Regions from separate parts of the Mus musculus genome. Here all the other regions are linked to region 3. A link is a loop called in an ENCODE intact Hi-C map of the cell type or tissue named here. Cell type or tissue: heart. All regions are shown on one strand.

Evidence for each region. A loop is a pair of places that touch in the nucleus more often than their neighbours do. Peaks named below come from ENCODE experiments on the same cell type or tissue, not always from the same donor. Only the 100,000 strongest peaks of a DNase experiment are listed, where the experiment ranks them.
Region 1: a loop joins it to region 3, with 4 times the contacts of the local background. A loop is called at or near these places in 9 of 42 quality-filtered maps.
Region 2: it touches region 3 in a loop (2.5-fold over the local background); 10 of 42 quality-filtered maps call a loop at or near these places.

Annotation. Positions count from the first base shown.
Region 1 is chr1:184,787,596-184,795,595 of GRCm38, reverse strand. Mtarc1 (mitochondrial amidoxime reducing component 1) reads left to right here. Exons shown (of 7, transcript NM_001290273.1): 5 at 103-164; 6 at 291-362; 7 at 7,755-8,000. The coding sequence ends at 7,881. Among named protein-coding and RNA genes, the nearest start is that of Gm51725, 10 kb to the right of the region's middle. In heart, CTCF peaks have their summits at 2,271 (motif pointing right) and 4,299 (motif pointing right); a DNase peak (open chromatin) is centred at 2,283; H3K4me3 peaks cover 289 bases; H3K27ac peaks cover 508 bases.
Region 2 is chr1:184,444,941-184,452,940 of GRCm38, reverse strand. No RefSeq gene overlaps it. Among named protein-coding and RNA genes, the nearest start is that of Gm34229, 17 kb to the right of the region's middle. In heart, no CTCF peak of the experiment used is centred here; DNase peaks (open chromatin) are centred at 3,700, 4,840 and 5,480; H3K27me3 peaks cover 276 bases.
Region 3 is chr1:184,263,044-184,271,043 of GRCm38, reverse strand. No RefSeq gene overlaps it. Among named protein-coding and RNA genes, the nearest start is that of Gm34177, 62 kb to the left of the region's middle. In heart, a CTCF peak has its summit at 7,867 (motif pointing left); a DNase peak (open chromatin) is centred at 4,833.

The DNA.
Region 1 (8,000 bases), 520 kb before region 3:
AGTACCTCTGATGTAATGACATCATTAGGTATGACTTCCCACAAGTCCCTGCACAGGTGAGTGCCCAAAGGAGCTCCTGGGAATTTGTTCTTTACTTTCTAGGATTCTTGGAACGAGGTTCTCATTGGAGATGTGGAACTGAAACGGGTGATGGCTTGTACCCGGTAAGACCCTTTCCTGTCATGGTGGTGGGGGATGGGGTGGGGTTGGGGTGGGAGTGAGGGCGAGGGTGATGGCAGGCCCTCTCTGCTTTGTTCCCCGTGCAATGCTTTGTGTGTGTGTGTGTCTAGGTGCCTTTTAACAACAGTGGATCCAGACACTGGCATCTCGGACAGGAAGGAGCCTCTGGAAACACTGAAGAGGTAGAACCAGGCGTGTGGGGTCTCATCCAGGGGTCTGGGCGTCTGAGGAGCCATGTTTATTAACATTTGTAAGGGGAAACAGTGGAAATAGTACACCCATGCAGAATGGGAGCTTTAGGGAGTCCTGGCCACTAGGCAGTTGGTATGTACAGAAAAGATAATTATGCCCAGGGTTCCATACTGCCTATAATTTGCTGTTCCCACCGGGGGGGGGGGTCTTGGAAGGTATCTCCAGAGGGTAATGGGGGTAAGGTGGGATAGGGACTCCCATAAGGCACTGTGGGAAATGTCACTATGTGAGGCAAAATTCCCCAGAGGAGCAGGTTTGGGGACACACGACAGCTCTTATTTGTATCTATATGCCATCAGAGCAGTGGAGGATCTGGTCTTTTTATCTTCCATGGAATGGAGGAGACACAGCAAAGTGAAAGACAGGCAGGCTGGACAGTGGGAAGAGACCCAGCAATTGCAGTGTTGTTACTGTCAGCAAGTCTCCTTAGGCCAGGCCCTCAATCTGTTCTGGTTTTAGGTTCTAGGGATTGAATCCAGGACCTCATGATGCTTGGCAAGCTTCTACCCTAAGCTCTGTCTCCAGCCATCATTTTTACTTATTTCTTCTTCTTTTTCTTCTTCTTCTTCTTCTTCTTCTTCTTCTTCTTCTTCTTCTTCTTCTTCTTCTTCTTCTTCTTCTTCTCCTTCTCCTTCTCCTTCTCCTTCTCCTTCTCCTTCTCCTTCTCCCTCTCCCTCTCCCTCTCCCTCTCCCTCTCCCTCTCCCTCTCCCTCTCCCTCTCCCTCTCCCTCTCCCTCTCCCTCTCCCCCTCTGTGTGTGTGTGTGTGTGTGTGTGTGTGTGTAGCTTGTATGTGTATGGTCCCCACATAGGCCAGAAGAGGGCATCAGATCCCCTGGAGCTATAGTTGTATTTTGTTTTTGTTTTTGTTTTTTTGGTTTTACGAGACAGAGTTTCTCTGTATAGCCCTGGCTGTCCTGGAACTCACTTTGTAGACCAGGCTGGCCCTGAACTCAGAAATCCTCCTGCCTCTGCTTCCCAAGTGCTGGGATTAAAGGAGTGCGCCGCCGCCACCACCGGCCGGAGCTATAGTTGTAGACAGTTGTGAGTCGCCTCGTGGAAGCCAGGAACGTAACTCGGTCGGATCTCTGCCAGAGCAGCAAGTGCTCTAAAGCAGCCATTACTTTTTGTTTTGAGGCAGGGTTCCCCTAGGACGTTCAGGTTGGCTTTGAACTTGGTAAGCCTTGAACTTCTGATTCTCCTGTCTCAGTCTCCTGGGTAGCTTGGACTATATATATCACTAGACATGGCTCTGATCCTCATAAAATAGGAGATGAGGAAAACTTAGATGAGTCTACGTGTAGGTCAGATAAAAGACTCAGGAGCTGGCTGTCACCTTTGATCTCTCCCTCACACACTGCGGGATCTCAGACTTCCTTTCTCTCTAGTCTTGAAAGGCTCACACAGTTGCAGACCCATCTCTTCCTCAAAGCACTCTGGGTACTGCGGCTGGTTCTCTGCGCTGTCAGAGCCCCTCCCTTGGGAGGCTATGTTTGTAGAAAGAGTAATGGACCCAAAACACAGAGTAAGGGCAGGAAGCGGCAGCGTGGGGGTGATCACAGCGTGGGAGTGATCACAGGGGCCTGTACTCACCTCCTGATCTTCTGCAGGCTTCTCTAAGCCCAGCAGTCGGGCCCTAATTGCTTCTAATAACCAGGGAGACAGTGCTACCGGCCTAGGTGTCTTCTCCTATCTCTCCCTGAGATTTAAAGTGCCACGGACATAGTGATTTACGCCCTTCCCGGGACAGGTGGTCATAAATCGAGTAGGAGAGTTCCGGGTGCACGGGTATAAACCACATGAGCACGCAGCCCTCCGGCGGCAACTTGCTGATGTCCGGGAGATGGCGCTGCTTTGCACTGACTGTGCTAGGCAGGGCAGCTGAGCTCTCACCCACCTGCCTGACCGACTGTACCCAGCGGGGCAAGCGAGACAAAGCGGTAGAGGATTAGTCCAGCGAAGGACTGATGCTGGATAGGCTAAGAGCGTTCTGTCACCGAGTTCTGTCCTAGCATGCTTGGGATCTTGAGGTTTCAGGGGGTTTTGTTTTGTTTTGTTTTATGTAAAGATCTATTTATTTAATATTTTTATGTGTATGGGTATTGCCTGAACGCATATATACGCACACCACACGCATGCCTGGTGTTACGGATCCCCCACACCACCACATGCATGCCTGGTGTTACGGATCCCCCCGGAACTGCAGTTACAGACAGTTGGGACCTTCCATGGCGTGCTGTGAATTGAACCTGGGTTTCCTGGAAGAGCAGCTATTGCTCTTAAATGCTGAACCGTTTCTCTAGCCCCTGCTTTTTTGTGGGTTTTTTTTTTTTTTGGTTTGATTGTTTGTTGTTTTGTTTTCTTTTTTGTAAGAGGATTTCACATAGCTGGAATAAAGCAACTTGTATCATTTTTCAATAGGTGACCAGGTCCTGACCACAGGCCCCAGCAAACAAGCCCCTCCACATCTTGCTGTATCTATTTGACACTTGAGAGTAAGAGAAGTCAGAAGAACTTTCTATTCCCCCACTTCCCTTTGCTTTGGCCCCCACTTGCTCCTGCCAATAGGGGCTTTTTGGTTTGTTTGTTTGTTTGTTTGTCTCTCATTATAGGTGGTTGTGAGCCACCATGTGGTTGCTGGGATTTGAACTCATGACCTCCAGGAAAAGCAGTCAGTGCTCTTAACCACTGCTCTCACCAGCCCCCAGAACTTTCTATTCTTAAGGCTAGCTGCTTTCAGTGACACTTAACCCAACCCCATTGGTAGCCCAGAGTGGGGACAGTGTCCATGTGTCAACCCTTTGGGAGCTGCCACATGATGCCTAACTCAGAACCCAGCCCTGAAGGTGGACAGTGAGGCCTCCGAAGAGAGGTGGACCTAAGGCTGCCCATCGCTCTGGGATCTCCACATGGGGAGTGGCTAGGGACCTTGCCTGTGGTCAAGCCAGGTCACTGGTGTGAGCACAGAAGGCAGTGTGACTCACACCTGCTCCTCACTCGTGTACAGCACTTTACAATGGACTCGGCTCACACCATCATGTAAGGATGGAGACGTCTGGCAGGAGGAAGAGTTGTTTGTTGATGGTTGTTTTCAGTGCTGGGAGGAAACCCAGAGGCTCAAACATGTGTGCTGTACCCCTGAGCTACAATGTCCAGTCCAGGGACCTCTGTTTAGGATAAATAACATCTCTTAGGGACTCTTACTGATCAGAGTAATTGCATTTTTAGATGCACCAAAATGAAATACATGAGTCTTTTTGGGGGGGGTGGGGGTGGAAATGTAATTTATTGCTCAGTATGGTGGCAGCTACTTGGAGGCTGAGGCCAGAGGACTGGCACAATTTGAGGTTATCCTGGTCTACATAGTTAAGTTCCAGGTCATTCTGAGCTACAAAGTGATACATTATCTCAAATTCTAATTTAATATGTTCTTTGACAACCTCACACATCTATGTAATTATGGTGCTATATCTCAAGGTCTTGAGTGCTAGCCTAGAACACATAAGGACCTCCATCTGATCCCCAGCACCTCCTAAGCTGGCCAGTGTCACACAGGCCTGCATATGCAAAAGATATGCTGATATGCGGATATCTGTATCTCTATTTGATATCAATATATTTGTATAGATATATAGATATAGATGTAGATATAGATACAGACATAGATATTAGAGATAGATAGATAGAGATAGAGACAGAGATAGATAGATAGATAGCTAGATAGAGAGAGAGAGAGAAAGAGAGAGAGAGAGAGAGAGAGAGAGAGAGAGAGAGAGAGAGAGAGAGAGAGAAGATTCATTCATCAGACTACTGATAGAAAGGTTTGGTACACACCTCTTGTAATACCTAGTTATGTCCACCAGAGGCCGCTCTTGACCTCACTTGGTCTCTCTCACCTGACACTTAGGAACTGTCCAGGATAATGATAATGTGATTGGTTGTATCTCTGGATTCTTACCAGGCTTGGGGAAGAGGGTTGCCTAGGAATATGTAGATATGAAGTGTGGTATCATTCTTGCTAGCGGATGAGATAACTTTGAGCTCCTGATCTTCCTTCTGGGCTCTGATACCAGACTAGCATTTAGAGATGGGATTTGGGGCACAAAGGTTTTGCCTCTGAGACGCAAATGTAGAGCAAGGATGTCACACATTCCTATTAAGGCTTGTAAAAAAGGGCTAGCCTATTGTGGGAAGTGCTTGATGCATATGCAAATGTGTAAGAGGTGCATGGAGTCCCTGAGAGAGGTAGACTCCTCAGCCCAAAAGTGCAGAGCCTGGGAATAAGACATGCCAAGCCACATAAACAAATGCTCTCTCCCTCCCACCCCATGCCCAAGTGTCTCTTCCATCACGTGGCAACCAAGAGAGAGAGAAGTAAGAAGAGATACCTGAATTCATGGGTCCAAGGCTACTGCAGGCTATGCCATCTGGAAACACTCTATGCAAGCTGAGATAGCCCAGATTAGCAGCTTTATCCATCCATCGATTGATAGATTGATCCATCCATCCATCCATCTGTCCATCCATCCATCCATCCATCTGTCCATCTATCCATCCTTCTGTCCATCTGTCCATCTATCCATCCATTCATCCATCTATCCACTCCTTTCTTGAATAGCTGCAATGTGCCGGGCTTCAGGGCTACATTAGGAAGCCTAGTACACATAAGGACCTCCATCTGATCCCCAGCACCTCCTAAGCTGGCCATTGTCACACAGGCCTGATATTCCAGCAGGAGAGGATCAGAGTTCTAAGTCATCAGAGCCTCAGTTAGCCCCTTACCCACCTGGACCACATGAGATCTTGCCCCAAATCTACTTCCTCAACAGAAAATTTAGATCTCTGTTGGTTGTGGTAGCACAACTGGAAAGAGATGCTGAAGAGGCAGAGATAGGAAGATCAATAGGTCAAGGATAGCCTAGATTGTACCTTTTGACCCTGAACATTTGGGATCTTGTTTGAGTCTCTATTCTCATCAGACATTTATGTTTTGAAGAGTAGGTAGTGCCAAGTTTTTACAAGGTAATATTTTAAAGGTAAAGTAGGAAAAATTATTAATTTCAATAATAATGTTGAGGTCAGCTTAAGTGAGAAACTAAAAGAAACTTTCCTGGTGGAAAGGTGCTGTGGGCAGGGTCTTACCATGACATTTCCAGGCTGTGTGTAAGAACACTCCATGGCTTCTTGAGTTTTCTGCCTGGCAGAGGTACGTATCCCTCCTCCACACACCCCCTCCACACCCTCCTGTAAGGTCTTGCTATGTAGCCAGGTTGACCTTAAACTTGATATCCTCCAACTTCGGTCTCCTGAGTGCTGGGATGACCACATCTAGCTCACACTGTCTTTAAGGGTCTCACCAACACTCAGCCATCCAACAAGCAGTGTGAGCCAGAGGTGGCTGACAAAGCCCAGAACTGGGTGTAAGTGGATAAAGGGAACTGGACACACTTTGACTTCCCCAGGTCATTCTGTCCCATAGAACAGACAGACATGTGACCTGAACCTATAGGACAACACATGACAAGAACAGAGAAGTTAAAAAACCAGGAACTTGCTGCTTCCTTATGGGATTATGGGCTTCTTCCATGGAGCACGTCACATTTGAGCAGAGCCTAGAGAGAAAGGTGGGATTCTGTTTCCTGGGGACGAGGAGGAGGGATAGGGATGAGGGATGGTTATGGGGGAGGAGGGATGGCTATATGGGAGGAGGGATGGCTAAAGGAGTCAGCAAGCCAGATAAAGCACAGTAGGTCATCCTGCAGTGTTACATGGGCACAGCATGTCTCAGGAGAGAAAAGTTTAAGAAAGCTGTCTGGGGCTGGGTACAGAGCTTTGCACACCATGTGGTAGAGCTGCGGTGTTATTCTTTCTTTCTTTCTTTCTTTCTTTCTTTCTTTCTTTCTTTCTTTCTTTTTTAAAGAATTATTTATTTATTTTATGTACATGAGTACATTGCAGCTGTCTTCAGACACACCAGAATGTAACGGCATTGGATCCCATTACAGATGGTTGTGAGCCACCACGTGGTTGCTGGGAATTGAACTCAGACCTCTGGAAGATCAGTCAATGCTCTTAAAGCACCGAGCCATCTCTCCCAGCCCCTGCGGTGTTATTCTTTATGCACGGGGCAGCCAGAGAGGCGTTCTTAGTTAAAGAATAATAAGGTCCAAATGAAGTCAAGGCAGCATGGGGCTGAAGAAATGGCTCAGTGGTTAAAAGCAGAGCTGCTCTTCCAGAGAACCAGGGTTCAGTTCCCAAGACCCATTGTGGACACCCATAACCACCTGGAACTCCAGCTTCAGGAGAGCTCTTTTCTGGCACCCTCAGCCCCTGCACACATGTGCTTATGCAAATGCAGGGAGAAACTCAGATGTTGGAGTAAAAACAAGCAAACCCTTTTCTTAAAAAGACAAACATAGAATAGTGTCCACAATAAGTTGATGTGGGGACGGGGATGAAAAATAAAGAGAGCTGGCTAAGAAATAATGCAACTTCTCACGTACGTCTGCCGCGTCGGCAGCAACGCTGGAACAATGCGGGTGAGAGAAGGGAGCAAATCAGAAGATAGCCTCCAAGGGCCCCTGCTCTGGCTGACCATGGGCCGGGAAGGGAGAGATGCAGTGGAGGGGCCGAGAGTCTGTCTGTGACCTTGGACTAGGTGACACTGTGGAGGAATTGTGAGAGAAAAGGAAAATTCCAGGCATGTCTGGTGAGAGCAGCAAGTCAGATAGGATCCCATTATACATACTTACATACTCCGGCATATGGGATTTTTTTTTTTTTAATTTTAAGTTTTTCTTAAATTTTAAGCTTATTTGTTTTTTTTTTTTTTGTCAGTTTGTTTACTGTTCCTGAGTGTTTTGCCTGCTTCTAGTCTTCTGTGTGCCACGTGTATACAGTCATAGCAGAGCCAGAGGAAGGAATTGGAGCAGATATGACCCAAGTGTTACAAGCAGTTATGAGCCTTCTGGTGTGGGTGCTAGGAACCCAACCCTAGTCCTCTGGAAGAGCAGCCAGTGCTCATAACCACTAAGCCATCCCTCCAGTCCCAAGTACCTATTTCTTAATGTTGGGAAAAGGAATGTCACTGTAGGGAAAAGTCGAGATGATGTAGCTTTTGGCCATTCTTGGTGCCTCCAACTGGCCTGTTACTCTCTGCCCCACCCCCCATCCCCGAGGGTGCAGGTCCATTAGAGCTGATTGGAACTCTGCTCTAGGCACCACCCACCTGGCTGGGTGAATACCTGCTTCAGCCCTGACAAAGCCACGTGGGGTCCAAGTTCTTCCTGTCCTTGTGACTCATCGGGATCTTTTCCTGTTGCAGCTACCGCCTGTGTGACCCTTCCGAGCAAGCACTATATGGAAAGTTACCCATCTTTGGACAATACTTCGCTCTGGAAAATCCAGGGACAATCAGAGTGGGAGACCCTGTGTACCTCCTGGGCCAGTGATGGGAACTGTTCGTTCTGGAAGAACAGATGGCTCTTAAAAAAAAACTTTTACAAACAGACATCGCTTGAAACAGTTCTTCAGCCTGTTCTTTGGATCGGCCAGTTCCAAGTTTCTCTTC
Region 2 (8,000 bases), 180 kb before region 3:
ATATGTATTAAATCAGCACTGGTGAATTCATATTAAATGTGTGTGAGGGCTATGGTATACTGACGTGGTCCGTTCCTGCGGATGAAAGGCTCCGCATTTAATCCCACGCAGGGCAAGAGGAAGGCAAGAATCAGTTGTTACATAGGCTGGACAAAAAAATCTCAAGATTTGAAAATTCCGAGGATATAGGATTAGTCTATTTGTATTGTTCTGGGTTGGGCCTGGGCCGCAAAAGACTCACAGAGCCTTGTTTTAAAACCTCTGGGCCGGACAAATTCTGAACTTCAGAATTTGGGGATCTGGGAGTGGTCACATGGTATGGGCATGGCGTGTTACAATCCACAGTGTAGTCAGATGTAGCAGACTGTGCCCAAGTGTGGGCACATTTTTAAAGATGTGGAATCAAGGTGTTTTCTCCCTAGACTGTAGGAGGAAAATCCGTGTGTGTTGTGTCAGTTCAAGTCAAGATTTACCACCATATGAGCGGAGCTCATGTAAAGTGTTCTCGGCTGAGTGAGGAAGAAAGAAGGAATGAACTGTGGAAAACACACCAGGAGCTGTGGACTCTGTACAGACTGGTCGGTCCAAGCTAATACAGGAGCCATGGTGGGCAGCCTGTATTAGGTCACATGACCTGAGGTTTCACAGGCCCTTGGTTCAGTTCCTCCCACATCTGCTCATCTTCCTATTAGGAGACTGTTTTGTTGTTTTCTTTATTTAACAAAAGATTTATCCTATTTGTGTGTGTGTGTGTGTGTGTGTGCGTGCGCGCGCGCGCGCGCGCGCGCGGGCACATGTATGCTTTGTGTGTGTGTGCACCCATGGAATCCAGAACTGGGCCTCACATTCCCTGGAGCTGAAACTACAGGCATCTGTGAGCCTTGGGATCTGGGTGCTAGCATCCAAACTACAGTCATCTGACAGAACAGCGATAGCAAGCTGTCTTAATGACTACCTTACCCCTTCAGCTCTTACTGGGAGATTTCTGGTGAGAACACATTGGTACACTTTCCCCTCTGACAGCATTCAGTAGTACTCTGTCACACACACCCTCCTTCCTGTGAGTCAGGGAAGCAGGCCTGAGGTTTTAGGAGGGGCAAAGGAGCATGTACTCTGGGAATAAGCTGGCCCAGCCTCTCAGAAGGAGTATAGTACTCCACAGCAAGAACTCACAGTATTGCTAGAACACTAGCTATGTGGGACCACCCCCTGGGGCTTTGTAAAATTCTAATTGCGAGTGAGTCCTAGGAATGACAAACATTTTCTCAGATGATAAACCAAGTCTCAGCCAGGAATCTCAGGGAATGGGGGATTTAAAAAATCAGCTCTGATGGTTGGTGCTTGTAATCCTGGTACTTGCGAAGCCGAGGTGGAAAGTTGCTGTGAGCTCAAGGCTAAGCCCTGGCTGAGTAGTGATTTCCAGGGCAGCATGTGTTCAAAAAAAAAAAAAAGCTCCCAAACACCTTAAATAATCCAACGATCCCAAGCATCTTGTCCAAGAAGCTGGGAGACAGCTTTGGTGGCCCCTCTACCCTCCTCTGGTCATTGCTAGATCCCTATCCTTGCCATGCTGTGTTCAGAGAGACCATGAGGGGTGTGCTGCAGACCCCACACAGCTTTCCAGCAATGAAATGTCCTCAGGTATTTCAGCATGGAATTCCCTCTGCAAGGGATCGTTGTGTAGAAGGAAGCCTCACGCTCAATGTTATCTTCACTGTCTCCTGTTTTATTCCTTCAGATGTATGATAGCTTTAAGTTCCGTCCCACAAAAAATACTTATGCCACCATCCAAGAGTAGGCTTTTCAGGGACATTTGCAAACTGGATGCACTGAGCAACTGCTTCTTTCGGACTTTCTCTCAGGATCCCAGGGACCTCAGAAGGCGCCTCGGTTTGAGAAGCACGGACTTTATGTGTTCTTCTAATACTTCATCCTTTGCCCTTCAAGGTGGACCCCGGGTACTGTGTTGACCATTGTCTGCTTCATCTATATCTCTGAACTAGGTCAAATAGATACAGATCATGACTGCTGTAGAAAGGGGTTTGGAGGAACCCCATAACAATTATCTTTTAAACTTTTGGTTTGTTTGTTTGGAAACTGAAGCCTCTCACTGTTAAAGGGCTTTCTTAAGATGATAGACCATCCTTGAACTCGACTAGTCATATAGAATGCACAGGAGCACACAGAGCATTCTGCACCCACTAACTACCTTTCTCTCCTTCCATGTGACCTGAGCGGATCAGGTCAAGTTGTGCAATCTCTACAAACTGAGGCAAATACATCTCCAACTTCTTTGAGCTGCTGGGGTTCCTTTAAACACTGTATACTCAGTTAAAAATACTCTTACTAGTTGCTTGGCTTTGGGTTCGGGTCAAGTATCCTGCCTCCATGTGTGTCTGGTGTAGCCCTTCTTAGAGATGCGGAACAGAAGGAGGAGGACGTGTTGTGATTGGGTTGTAGCTCACCGGTAGCTTGCCTAGCATGAAGGACGCTCTGAGTTCAGTCCCCAGGATCATACAAAGTGGTCACAGTGGTACGTGCTTAGGATCCTGTCACTTGCAAGGTAGAGAAGAGAGGATCAGAGGTTCCAGGCTATTCATTCTCTGCTGTGGAGGGAGGTGAGGTCAGGCTTGGAAACATGAGACCATGTTAGGAAGGAAAGAAGGAAGAAAGGAAGGGAGAGTGGAAGGGAAGGTGGGAGAGATGGCTCAGTGGTTAAGATTAGTGTTTATAATTTTCACAGAGGACCAGGTTCAGTTCCCATGGAGGAGCTGGAGTCTGTAACTCTAGGTCCAGGGGACAGATGCCTCTTCTGACCCTTGTGGGCACTCTGAGCACGTGATGCATGCACATACACTCGGGTGTGCGTATATACACACACACACACACACACACACGCTATTTTTAATATGAAAGGAAGAAAGGAAAGGAGAAAAAAGGAAAAAAGAAAAGAAAGAGAGAAAGAGAGGAAGGAAGGAAAAAAGGAAGGAAGGAAGGAAAGAAGGAAGGAAGGAAGGAAGGAAGGAAGGAAGGAAGGAAGGAAGGACAAAGGAAGAAAAAAGGAAAAAGAAAACCAGGGCTCATAGGAATGGAATGTTCAATAATTATTATAGGAAACACTATTCTACAGTATTTTGAAATCTTAATTTCAAAGCTGTCTTCCTACCTGCTTTTCTTTGACTGGTTAACGACAGGACCCATGTAAGTTAGATTATAGGAAAATCATTATTTTTCTCTTACTTTAAGCCTATATGACAATGAAATAGTTCCATAGTATTTGACAGAAGAAGATAGTTGAACTTTGGATTCAACGTTTTAATACCAGCCTGCTTGGGATGAACAGATTGAGAGAGAACTGGGCCCTATTTAGATCTCTCATGATATCTTTTAAAGATGAAAAAAACAGCCTAGGAGATAAAAAAGAAAAAAACAAAAACAAAAACAATTACTTATTTTAGATTTAAGATGTTTAAGAGCCTGTGGAAAACCCAGTTGCCTTTTGCCTCTCAGTAATGTTTTCGGCAGGCACGGAAGTCTGTATCCCTTTGCAGCTTTCCTTAATGACAAAGGAGCCCTGTGCAGGACCGGGAAGGACATTAACCTCCGCTCACCCTCAGCCATAGCCTGTGATCATGATGTACCAAGTCTGCCTGCGAGCACCGACAAACGCAATTAACTCTCGGAGAGTTTGTCAGACATCTGGACCTTTGGCACCCACAACCAAAACATCTGGACATTTGTTTGAGTTCTCTCCTTGTTTTCCAAGTTTTGATACAGTGTCCCAGTCATCACTGGGACCCAGCACTTCCTATGGCGCTAAGCCAGGCTAATGGCTTCCCCTGCATCTGCCTGCTTCACCATCACCAGATCCAATTAATCCTTGGCCAACGATGAATCCTTTCACACAGAACAGTGCTTAGGATTGGCATCGAACCCAGATGCCCGAGAGCAAGCCTTGGGCTCCTCACAGAGTCTCATGTTGCTCAAACAGCCACAGAGAGTCAGGGTGATACGGAGTGTCTAGTTGGTATGATGTTACACCATTGAAAGAAAGAGTGTCCAACATCAAAGTTCACAAAACCATTCAATGATGTCACCATTGTTAGCCAGGCTGGTGGAATACCATTCTGTCCATTACTGGTTGTTGATGTAGAAGTGTTCAACTTCAGCTGATGGTTGTTTACCTCAAGTTTTCCATGTCAGAAATTAACAAAAAAGAAAAGCTAAAAAAAAAAATACTTGTATCTGCTTTGTCAGGTAAAATAATTTTAACGATGAACTGCCTGTGGTGGCGTACACATGCAATCCCGCCTCTCAGGGACTGAAGGAGGAGGATCACAGGTTCAAGGCCAGCCTGAACTACATGCTATTAAAAATTAAGTAACGAAATCAAAGAAACCAAAATTTCAAATAAAGCTTGGTACCTGGGTCAACGATGAGAAACTTTGAACTCTTTCCTTAGTCTGGGTTTCAGTTTTAGCTCTGTAACCTTGAGCAATCTGCACACGGCTTTAAGCCTCAGTGTCTTCACCTTCAGGACATCAGAAATACTCATCAGCTTCGTTTCTCTTTGTCAAAAGGCTGCATCAAATGATGGTGGGATTCAGCTTGGCAGAGCGTGGGCTCGAGACTACCACTTAACGGCTGCCGTCCAAATATTTGCCACAACCTAAGTTAGCAGGCGAAGGACCTGGAAGTTAATCCGCCAGAGGCTTACTCCTGCCAGGGAGGACCAGAGGAGGTCAGAGAAACCCCTTTGGCTTTCATCATTTCTCCTTGTTTAAGTCTCTTCATAGTTCAAGAAGGAAGCAGCTTCCAGGCCTCTATTACTACTGCCCCCTGCTGGCTGGGGAGGGAAAGACTGGAGGCCCGAGATGAAGCACAAGTTGCCTCCTCTGGGCCTCTCTTCTCATGCTTCTCTTTGCCAGGTCCTCGGGTTTCTTTAAATATTAAAGCCAAATAGGCTCCTATAAAAAGACGTGAGGGCATGAATACCATCATTGCCTCTTCAGTACTGTAAAATTTTATGGTTATGTAGGAACTCAATATTAAAATAAAAAGCCACAAGGAAATTCCTCTGGATAAATAATTAGTTGTACTCGGAGACAGATAGAAGGGGCAATGAATTTCTCTCTTCTCTCTTCTCTCTTCTCTCTCTCTCTCTCTCTCTCTCTCTCTCTCTCTCCCTCCCTCCCTCCCTCCCTCCCTCCCTCCCTCCCTCCCTCTCTTTCTCTGACTTTTCAGCATAGACAGATGGTTTACGCATCTTCAGCATCCAGGGCTTTTGGGGAAGCGTTATATAACCTCAGAGCAGTCACCAAATGAAATAAGAAATTCCTCGTTTGGCAGACAGAGCTCGAGTATAGAGTTCATAAACTTTAAGAAGGCTCCCAAGTCCAAAATCAGAGACAACCTGCTCCAAGTCAGCTCCCATTTGCACTTAATTAGGGAGTGTGTTTTGGAGGTCAGTGAAAACCAGTGGAGTATGTTTTCATAATAACTTTCCTCACAATAAAATTATTTAGGAGGCAGCTGTCCAACTTTTTCTGGAATGAGGGCAAGAAAAATGAGGACACAGAGTGAAGTTATTGGATACCTTATCTGGAACTGCCCAAAGCGTTGTCTGGGATCCAAAGAACACACAGTACCTTCTGGATTAGGGGAGAGGAGCCAAGTGCTTTTATAGTCTCAACAATTTTCTTAACTGTGCAATTTTGCTTTATTGCTAACAAGTAAGTGAAGCAGTTTTGAGGATTTCAGATACTGGAGAACAAAAGCCGGCCTGGAGCTGTAACCGTGTCATTCTTCCTGAAGGAAAGCAGGAAGGGCTTGGATTGAGGACAACCCAAGAGTCAGGTTTGGAGAAAGCAGTCAATAGTGAGACTTAGGAATGGTCGCTGTGTGCACCTGAGCTACTCAGAGAGAACACAGAGTGTGGGGCACACTGGGCATCGGTGCCTCTGAGGACAGAGTTTTACATGGTGTTGTCCTTGCTCAGAGCTCTAGAGAATAGAAGAAATCTGAAGGCACACATTCCCTAACATTTTAGGTAAACAAATCCTAACAATATTTTAAGTTCTTTGTACCTATTTAAAATTGTTTATTTTTCCATAGGTTTTGATCACATTTCACCTCCTTGATTCCTCCCAGATCTTCCCCACCTTCATACCCACCAACTTCATGTTCTCTCTCTCTCTCTCTCTCTCTCTCTCTCTCTCTCTCTCTCTCTCTCTCAAATGACAAGAACAGAAATGAAAAAATGTAAATCAAACCAAACAAAAACCCAGTAATATTTAAAAAATGCCAAAATGAAACACACACACACACACACACACACACACACACACACACACATCACCACCACCACCACCACCACCACCACCACCACCACCACCACCATGTCTGGTTTGTGTTGTGTTGGTCACTCCTCTTGGCCCCAAAGCCAGCCCTGGAGTGTGGTTGATATACCCAATGACACTCCATTGGAGAAAACGGATTTTCCTCTTTCCCAGAAGGTAGCAATGGCAAATAACATCTTGGGTAGTGGTGGAACCCTGTGTCCACTTCCCCCTCTCAGTTCTGGACTCATCTGGCTTAGACCTGTGCGTGCTGCCACAGCCCTTATGAGCTCATATGTGCCTCAGTCCTATTGTGTCAGCCACCACGTCTGGCTCTTATAGTCTTTCCTCCCCTCTTCTACACAGTTCCCTGAAGCTCGAGGGCAGGGCTCTAATGAAGACATTCCATTTAAGATCATGTGCTCCAAAGGCCCTTACTCCCTGCATAGTGCCCAGTTGCAGATCCCTGTGCTAACAGTCTTCTAGTGCAAGAAGAAGCTTTTCTGATGGAATCGAGCAATGCTCTGAGCTGTGGGCATAGCAGTAGGAGTCATTTTATTGCTGTATTCCATAGCCGACTTTTCACTAGGCCCATGGCCCAGATAGTTTCAGCCTCTTGGACATTTTAACAGTCTCAGGGGAGGCTTCTGTCTCATAGGATAGACCTTAAAGCCATTTTTACTTTTTAAAAAAAGTATTATTTTAGCAGCCTGGGCTGCACAATAATGCTAGATCAATCAACCTGGGCTATATTGGAAACCTACTTCAAAAAGGGAATGCCGAAAAATGAAAATAGAGAAAAAGACATGAATGTAGTGGTGTGAGTTAAATGCTTCGGAGGTGTGATCAGCAGGATCAGGAATTTTAAGAGCAGCCTCTGCTATATAGCAAATTGAAGGTCATCCTGGGCTACATGAAATGACTCTACCTTCATCACTGACCACCCAACAAGAATATCTTTTTAGATATTTCTAAATTCCATTTGGTTTTTGTCACTCCCATTAATTCAGATAGACTCATAGCTACCAACTATGGAAACTGAGATGTGTTTATTATCCGAGGAAACTAGAGATTTCTACATGTCAAAACAACCTCTATCCTTTTCTCGAAGACTTCTTTAACTGTCTTACATGCATGTACACACACACACATGGACACACACACACACACACACACACACGGACACACACACGGACACGGACAGAGGAGAGAGAGGGAGAGAGAGAAATAAGATCAGTTATATTATGCTGTGGTGTACGTTCTATGATAGATTGTTATGATGTGAAGTCTTGAAGCTTCTAAATTGGAGCCTATGTCAAGCTGCTTGCATGCCCTAGGTGACTGTCAGGTACCCGTGACAAGTGTGGTATGGCGGATGCCTCAGAACGGGCATGCTGTTTCTCTTTAGCCTCTTGGCTTCCTGGTGTTGACAACAGAATCGGTCACCCTTTGTTTCCAAGGCATGGCAGATCATTCAGATCTTGACCTTGACACATTATCTGTATGTAGGTCACCCTAAGCTTGATACAGCTGGCACTTGGGATACCCGTCAAAGTTATCTGGTTTTATATGCTAACTTTGTGAAGTTTGGCCATTTCAGGCTCCCAGCTGCTAAGACATCCCTGATGCTCCCTGCACCCTGGTGTCAATGTCCTTGTAGAT
Region 3 (8,000 bases):
ACAGCAAAATGCTTGATGGGTAAGGAGGAGGACTTGTATGTGATATCAGCACCCATGTAAAGGGTGTGTAGGGAGCATGCTTGTAATCTCAGTCCTGGGGAGGCAGAACAGAAGATCCTAGGACTTACCCACTGTAGCTGGATCACTGATCTCCAGGTTCAGTAAGAGACTCTGACTCAAAAAACAACTGCGTCACAAAAGAATAAGCTATCTGACCTCCACATGCATGTATACACACATGCACACACTGTACATACACATAGCCCCTAAAAACACATGGAAACAAAATATACCTCTGACCCTTTGGGTGGAAAGAGTAGTGAGAAGTATTATGCCCTCGTTGGATGAGAGAAAGAGAACCAAGCCCTAGAGGACCAGCTTTCAGAAAACTTAAGTTATTTCTTGAAATCCAGGTCTTTGTGATCTGCATGGTGGCTCACTCTGCCTTGAGCCTCTTACTGAAGCAGTGTCCATCAGCCTTCCTCATGCCGTGACTCTTAAATACAGTTTCAGATGTTGCCATGACCTCCAACCGTAAAACTATTTTCAATGCTACTTCATGACTGTAATTTTGCTACTGTTATGGATCATAATGTAAATTTTTTTAAGATTGAGGCTTGCCAAAGGAGTCAAAGCCCACAGGTTAGGAACCAATGTATTAAAAGAAGAGAGAACTGGTTCCCGTGTCTCACATTCACTTAATGGAAAGGTGTTGGCGATACTTCAAATGGTCCTCTGAGAGATGAAACACTGAGAGTGAACTCTCCGTTTCTAGTTCCGGGGAGAGGTACCATCACTTAAAGCATCAACTAAAACTTTCAAGTGCAGAGTAAGCTGTACTTAAAAAAAAATAAATGTGAATGCGAGCCTACTTATGTACTTTTGCTCACACAAAAGCGTACTTCTCTAGTTTATTCTGGAGCAAAATATAAATGACCACAGCCTGGGAGCATAGATTTAGATAACCCCCCAAATCATGTTCCAACATGGTAGCAGGTTATAGGAACAGAAAAAAAAATATTGCTGCTCAAAAGGTTAGAATTTGGAAAAAAAAGACAAAACTAAAGTTAATGCATTTTATAGTTCATATCTTCAGATATGAGTGTAGTTCTTGCCTCTCACAATTGAAGCTGCTTTCTACAGACGACAGAGGCTCCTACACAAGCCCACAACTGATTGAAATGCAGAGAACAGCTGACTGTGGGGTGTCTCACCCCAGTTTGTACATGTACATGACCACCCCTCTGCCTTGGCCTTAGCAGAATAGGACACAGAGCGACTATAAGAGCCCGAGGACCAGGGGGAACACTGGTGTCTTTTAGAAAGCTACAGCCATGACATCTCAATCTGGCAGCCTAAACAGTGGTAGCCACTGGCATGCCAACAGGATATTTGCACGGGATTCCTCCCGGTTGGTGATTTCCCTGTATGTGTTTTATCACTCATTGAGTTTTCTTCTTTCTGATTGGATTATAACATTTTATTAGTCTTAATAATCTATGTCTTGAGTAGAAAGACTTAGCTTTTATTTACTATGATGGTGACAAGATATTTCATCCCTAGATGAAGAGCTGCAGGGAAGACTGAGGGAAGAGTCAAGCCAAGCCGAGCCACTTAATGCATTATCCAATCCCAAGTGCTCAGCCTTAAATACATACATTTAAGCAACACAAAATGGACTCAGCAGGCTGTACTTTATATATACATATGCATGCATATATATGTATATATGTATATGTATATATATATATATATGTGCAACAGTTATTAAAGAAGAGGTGATGAATTTGTGGAGGAGTAGGGAAGCATAAGAGAAGCTGGAGGAGAAGAGGAAAGGGGTAGAAATGATGTTAAGAAAGTATATGAGTATGAATTTTTAAAATTAAACTAAAAACAATACGACACAAAATTTCAGCATTAATTAATTCATCAAGGAAAACACATAAAACACAGTCTTGAGGACTTTTAATAATGTAATTACAGAATGTATAAATACATGTAAAGGCTATTTAAAGAGAAATTGAAGATCTTTGTTATCTACCATCGTGGTGGGAGTGTTTTACATCTGACTGAGTGTGTGTGTGTGTGTGTGTGTGTGTGTGTGTGTGTGTGTGTCCACCCAAGATCAAAACAAATCTGAATCCATCAAGTTGTCCCCTGACTTCCACGGGCATGCCATAGCATGAGCTTCCTCCATGCATGAAATAAACAAATGTAAGAAAATTAAAAAGGAAAGAGATCAAGGATGACATCGTCCTCCGTTCTAGGAGCTCCTGGTGTCATTGTGTCCACAACATAAAATCCAACCATCGAGTGTTCTTTGGGGGATCAATGAAAGCATTGGCTGTCCTGTTGGTCAGGGAAATCTGCTGGTGAAACCCAAATCTACTTTTTATGTGCCTGTTCTTGGGTCTTGGCTAACATATAAAAAACTTTAATGAAACCAATACATCTATAACTTCCTTAAGTAGAAAACAGCAAGAAGAAGGCAACGTCTATATCCAGCAGATGAGTTAGATTTCAGCAGTTACATGCAAGCACACAGAGGGAGGTTTGGGGCTGGAACTACCTTCTACAGACTTAGTGTACAGAGCCCCACAGCCACTGGGTTAGCGCTTTTGAAATCTCAGTGACCAGATGGGTTTTGGCATCTGGAACAACATGCAAATTTTTCTTCCCATTTCATCCCTCCCAGGGACAAGCCCATTTGCCTGGCTTTTAGGTCTGCGGTACCGTGCATGCTGGGACTGGCTCCTGGAAGAGACAGAGAGATGGTCTTCTCCATCTCAAACTTCTGCCGTTTCCTGAGCACTTGGGAGTCCCTTCAGGTTCTCGCTGCTTCTCTTTACCATGTTCATCACTCCCCACAGATGCTCGGCTTGGGGAGAAGAGAGTGCAGTTGCAGAGCCTGCTTCCTGTTAATTCTTCTATCCCAGAACAGTTTGGAAACAGATGTCATGGCTTAAATATAATAATAAAGTAAAAACAATTATATCCAGATAACTGGAGCCAAGTGAGAATGGCTTTTCGGAGAGAATTTCTGGTTTTCTTTTTATCGACTGGGTATCTCAGCTTAACGAAATGATATTGGAAGGAGGATTTGCGCAGCTATTTTATCTGAACATGTGGATCAGGGTTCTGCTGACATAGCTCTTGAACCGCAGATTTCAGCGACAGTGATCTCTAGACATAATAGTTGTAAGCTGAAGATGTGTCATGTGGGTGATCAGAGAGTGCCTCTAGGTCACAAATGCCTGTGGCACCTCATGCTCAGAATATTCAGTTAGATCCAGAAGTGTATTTAAGGAATTGCTGGGGCTGAAAGGTGGCTCAGTGGTTAAGAGAGGTAGCTGAACCTCCAGAGGACATGAGTTCCTCCCCCCCCCCCTGCTCCCCTGGCATCGAAGTCAGGTGACTCCCAACTGCCTGAGGCACCAGGGAATCCAATGTCCTCTTCTGACCTCTGAGGGCATTTGCACACAAGTGCATGCCCCCACCTCATGCATGCACACACAGGCAGACATGTGCATGTGTGCACAACAATGTATACATCTTAAAAATACGTTTTTAGAATTCTTTCCACTAGTTCGGCATCGTTTTGAGAGAGCAGACCGCTGTCCCCGTTTTAATTTTAGCCACAGCATGAAGTTCTTAGTGAGTAATAAATTAGTAAACAGCTGCATGCGTGGTGAGAAATCAGGTTAAGGAGTGTGCAGTTTGGAAGGAGTCGGAGCTGTAATGAAGACATCTATGTGTGTTCGAAAGACCAGAATAAAGAAGGCAGGGTCCGGGAGGCAACTCTTCTCTGAGGGTTTGTTTCTGGTTAACCAGCCTGGTGGGCACAGCCACTAGATACACTGAGATCACTGTCCCAAAGGCATCAACATCAACAAATAAAGCCAAAGGAAAATAACATTCCCTCAAAGGGAACAAGCTCTTCAGGCCCAGAGTCCATTATGATGTCTAGATGGAGTAACAGTTGCTTCGAGTAAGTCACCCATCCCACATTAGCTGACCGGAGAGCTACATCTTTTCAAATTTTAATTAAAAGTGTGAAAATATATCTTGGACTCTCAGGAATGTCGACTTTCAGAAGTGGCTACTCCACTTTCAGAGTAGCAAGGGAACGAAGGAGATAATTCCTTAAGTGATGAAAATCTTTTGGCTATTTCAAAACAAAACAAAGCAACTAAAAGCACTAGAGAGACGCCCCCCCCCTCCCCACAAACTCTTTAATTTGCAGAGCTTCTTAACAGATCTCAAGAGACAACTCTTGTTCCTGGGGTTGGCCTCCAATGTGTAACTTTTAAATGTCAAAAGGCACTTGGGTTATCCAATTCTAATGCAGGGCCAGTCCCGATTCTGGAGGCTAGGACAGACAAATAAAAATTCTCCCAGCACGTTTTGGTAGTGATGTTTTTCAGCTGTAGCACGGCACAGGGGTGAGAGTGAAAACCAGGTGAAGTAGAAAGAGATCCGGGAACAGATGGCCTGTGTTTTTAACTTTTTCTGGGTCTCCACTCTCTTGGCCACCTACCGCTCCGTCGTTCTCCCAAGGATTGGCACAAGTTCCATCTGCTACTCCATTTAAATCCTTAAACGAGAAGCTGCCCGTTATTTGTCCTGGCTTTGAGAACTCGCTTTGCTTTTGCACCTTTACAACCAACATCTGGATGCACCGCAAACATCCAGAAAAGCTTTGGGTTTTCAAAGTCCCAGAAACACGCCCTCTGCGCACAGCTCCTTGTGAGAAGACAGACCCCTGGTGGCCAATGACTGGAACTACACCCCAGGTTTGTTGTGTGATTCTCCTCTCAGGGTTTAGTTTGGGCCTTTCCTGCCCCTGTTCCTTCCGTGCTTTCTGGGTCCAAATTGCTGTTGAAGGTGGACATGATGCAGCTGTGTGGAAGTGACTCTTAAGTTCAAGTCAAAAGACTTCCAGAACAGTTACATCAGCTCTGTGAACGCTCTGAGTCACAAGGTCTCTGAAGTTGGCCAGAGCAACACGCTTAACAGTTGTTTAAGTTACTAAAATCTCTTGACCAAGTTTTGGGAAAGCGCTTGATCTCCACCTTGAAAACGCCTTTACTTCCTCTGTCGCAACAATACGCTTCTACTTTCTTTGGTGGAATGAAGACGAAGTGTCAACAGTGTGAACTCTTTTGACACTACAGAAACGATCATTTGGATCATCGAAGTGTGGCCCTAGCCTGGGTATAACCCTGTACCACAGCCAAGCATGGTTCTGAAAACCGAATGCTCCAAGGAAGTATGTATATACCTGAAAGAAACCGGAAAGTCCCCACCTCCACGAACATTCTGTAGACATTCACTCTCCGGCAAGGACAGAACACACAAATGCTTGCTGTTGCCATTCTACCTGTAAATGAGGAGCAAAGACATGCATCCCAACAACACGTGTCTGCCATCAGGTCAAAGTATCCGCTGAAGTGACACACTGGGGCTGAAGATTCGCCAGTCTCCTCCCCTGCTGTGCCAGAAGGTCTGGCATAACCAGCATGGATGAATCTCTTGTGGTACAATTAATTATAGGATCTAGTTGTAGGTACAATCTGTGCGTTTGTTTTACGCTCACTACAGTGCCTGTGGTGTCACGTCACACAGCCTCATCTTCTTGCTTGTGCTTTTGGGGAACACAACATCCTTGTTGTAGCAAGAGGAAGCCAGGTAACCATGCTTAAGTCTAACATAGGTCTCCCATCTTCATGTAACACACACACACACACACACACACACACACACACACACACACACACAGGGAGGGTAATGTAAATCCAGGATCTAACAGGTCAATGATTTTGTACTCCCCCAGAAAGAATGGGAAGAGATTTTAAAAAGCCCTTCTTTGTTACAAGAAAAGCAAGTTAGTTTAAACGGTCCAGTGAAATAATGGATTTGTTTTACTTTTCTTGTTGCTCTGACAAAAGCAACCGAAAACAACACAAGAAAGGGGTTATCGTGTGGCTCTTGGTTGGAGAGAATGCAGTCCATCGCGGAGCTGAATCATGGCACCGTGGGTGTGAATAGCTGCTCACTCTGTCCTCGGGTAGGAAGCAGGCAGAGATGACTCTCTCTAGGAAGCAGGTGTCGATGAACTCCAGTGAGGGTTTATTCGCTTTCTTTATTCAGCATAAAACTCTAAAGATTCCAGAAGGAAATGTCAGGAAAAATCTTCATGATTTGGGTTGAGGCAAAAAGTGAGAAATGATTCCAAGATCATGGTCCACAAAACCAAAGTAAGATTTTATTTATTTATTTTTAGTGAAAAGTATTGTTCTGCTAAAGTTCTGCCAAAAGAATTGAGCTGGTTGGTTACAGCTATCAACTTGACACAATCTAGCACTCGCCTGGAAAGAGATTGTCCAGATATGGTTGACCTATGTTGGTTTGGTATGATTTCCTCAATTGATGGGGGAAGAACCTGTAACTTTATTTTTTTCAAACCTATTGTTAATGATGGTGCTCAAACGCTTTAACCTCCCTTATAGCTCACCACCCACCAGAGGTAGTGGGGAAGAAAGGATATGGGGGAAGTGGACCTGTTTAGAAGGGCTCTTTGGAGCAACTCCTGTCTGTGTTGTCTGGAAATCGGCAGTTCAGTTCACAGGTTAGCAGACCGGTAGCTCAATCCACTAGCAAACACCTCACAGATACACCAGCAGCCAAGTTCGTTAGAGTCAGGATAGCAAACACTGGATAGCAAATGGTGGCACTACCTAGCAGAGACAGCCAGGCCTCAGCCTTGACTTGAGTCAGCAGGAGGGAGCAGGAGATACCAGGAGACCAGGAGAAGTTCTTGGCTGTGCCTCTCTCAGGGAAGCAAAGATCAGCAAAGAAGCGAGTTGCACAACTAGCTCTGTAAGCAGGTCAAGCTCACCTTCCTCCATCACTGCCCACTGAGTCCTATTTATACTCTCTAAATATCACGGGTCCTCCACAGGTCTTGCCTCAGCACGTGGCTTGCCTCGGCTGACATCATTCTGCCAACCAGCCTGAGTCCTTGGAAGCAGCAAGAAACTGCAGCACACCACCAAAAGTTTCTCAGCTCTATCAGAAGTTCTTTGGTGCGTTTCTCAGCTAAATGTTCCTTCATGTGTTTGCCCCAGCAAAACACCATCCGTCCAACTTTCCAAAGAACCACTTCAAGATCCTGCCTACTGTGGGTGGTAACATTCCTTAGGCAGAAGGGCTAGTGAACATTCCCTAGGCAGGAGGTCTAGAGTGAAGAGATCTAGCCAAGAATAGGCAAGCAAGAAGCATGAGAGAGCCTTGCTCTTTGCTCCTGATTGTGGGTGGACATGGCTGGCTCTTTCAAATTCCTGCTGCTTTGACTTCTCTGCTACTGTGGCACTGTGAACTAAATAAACCCTTCCTCCCCTAAAAGCTGCTTTTTGTCATCATGGCTTATCACTAAAACAGAAAGGAAACTCAGATAGAAACCAAAGTACAAGCCGGAGGCTGGGAGAAAATATTGTCAAATCTCATGCATAGCTGAGCGTTTTGTATCTAGAATTGATAATGAACTCTTGAAAACTGACAGTTTCAATGAAATCGAATGAACCGATTTTAAAAATAGATAAAAAGACTTGACCGGTCACTCGGTCAGAGAAGATAGAAAGCAAAAGAAAAGATGCTTGGTGTCGTTAACCATTTGGGCACCACACAGTTAATCATTATAAAACTAAAACCTACCAAAATGTCTAAACTATGAGGCTGGAGAGATCCCAGGGTGGTAAGAGTACTTGCTGTTCTTCCAGAGGACCCAGTTTTGGTTCCTAGCATCCATGACAGCAGCTCACAACTGCCTGTACCTTCTGCTTCAGGGGCGTCTGATGCCCTCTTCTGGCCTCCACTGGTACTACATCATGCCTACACAGATACATACACAAAAATAACTGAAGGAATGGCCAACTGGTGACCAGCCCATTTTGAGACCCATCACATGGAAAGGCAGGCACCAATCCCTCACACTATTAACT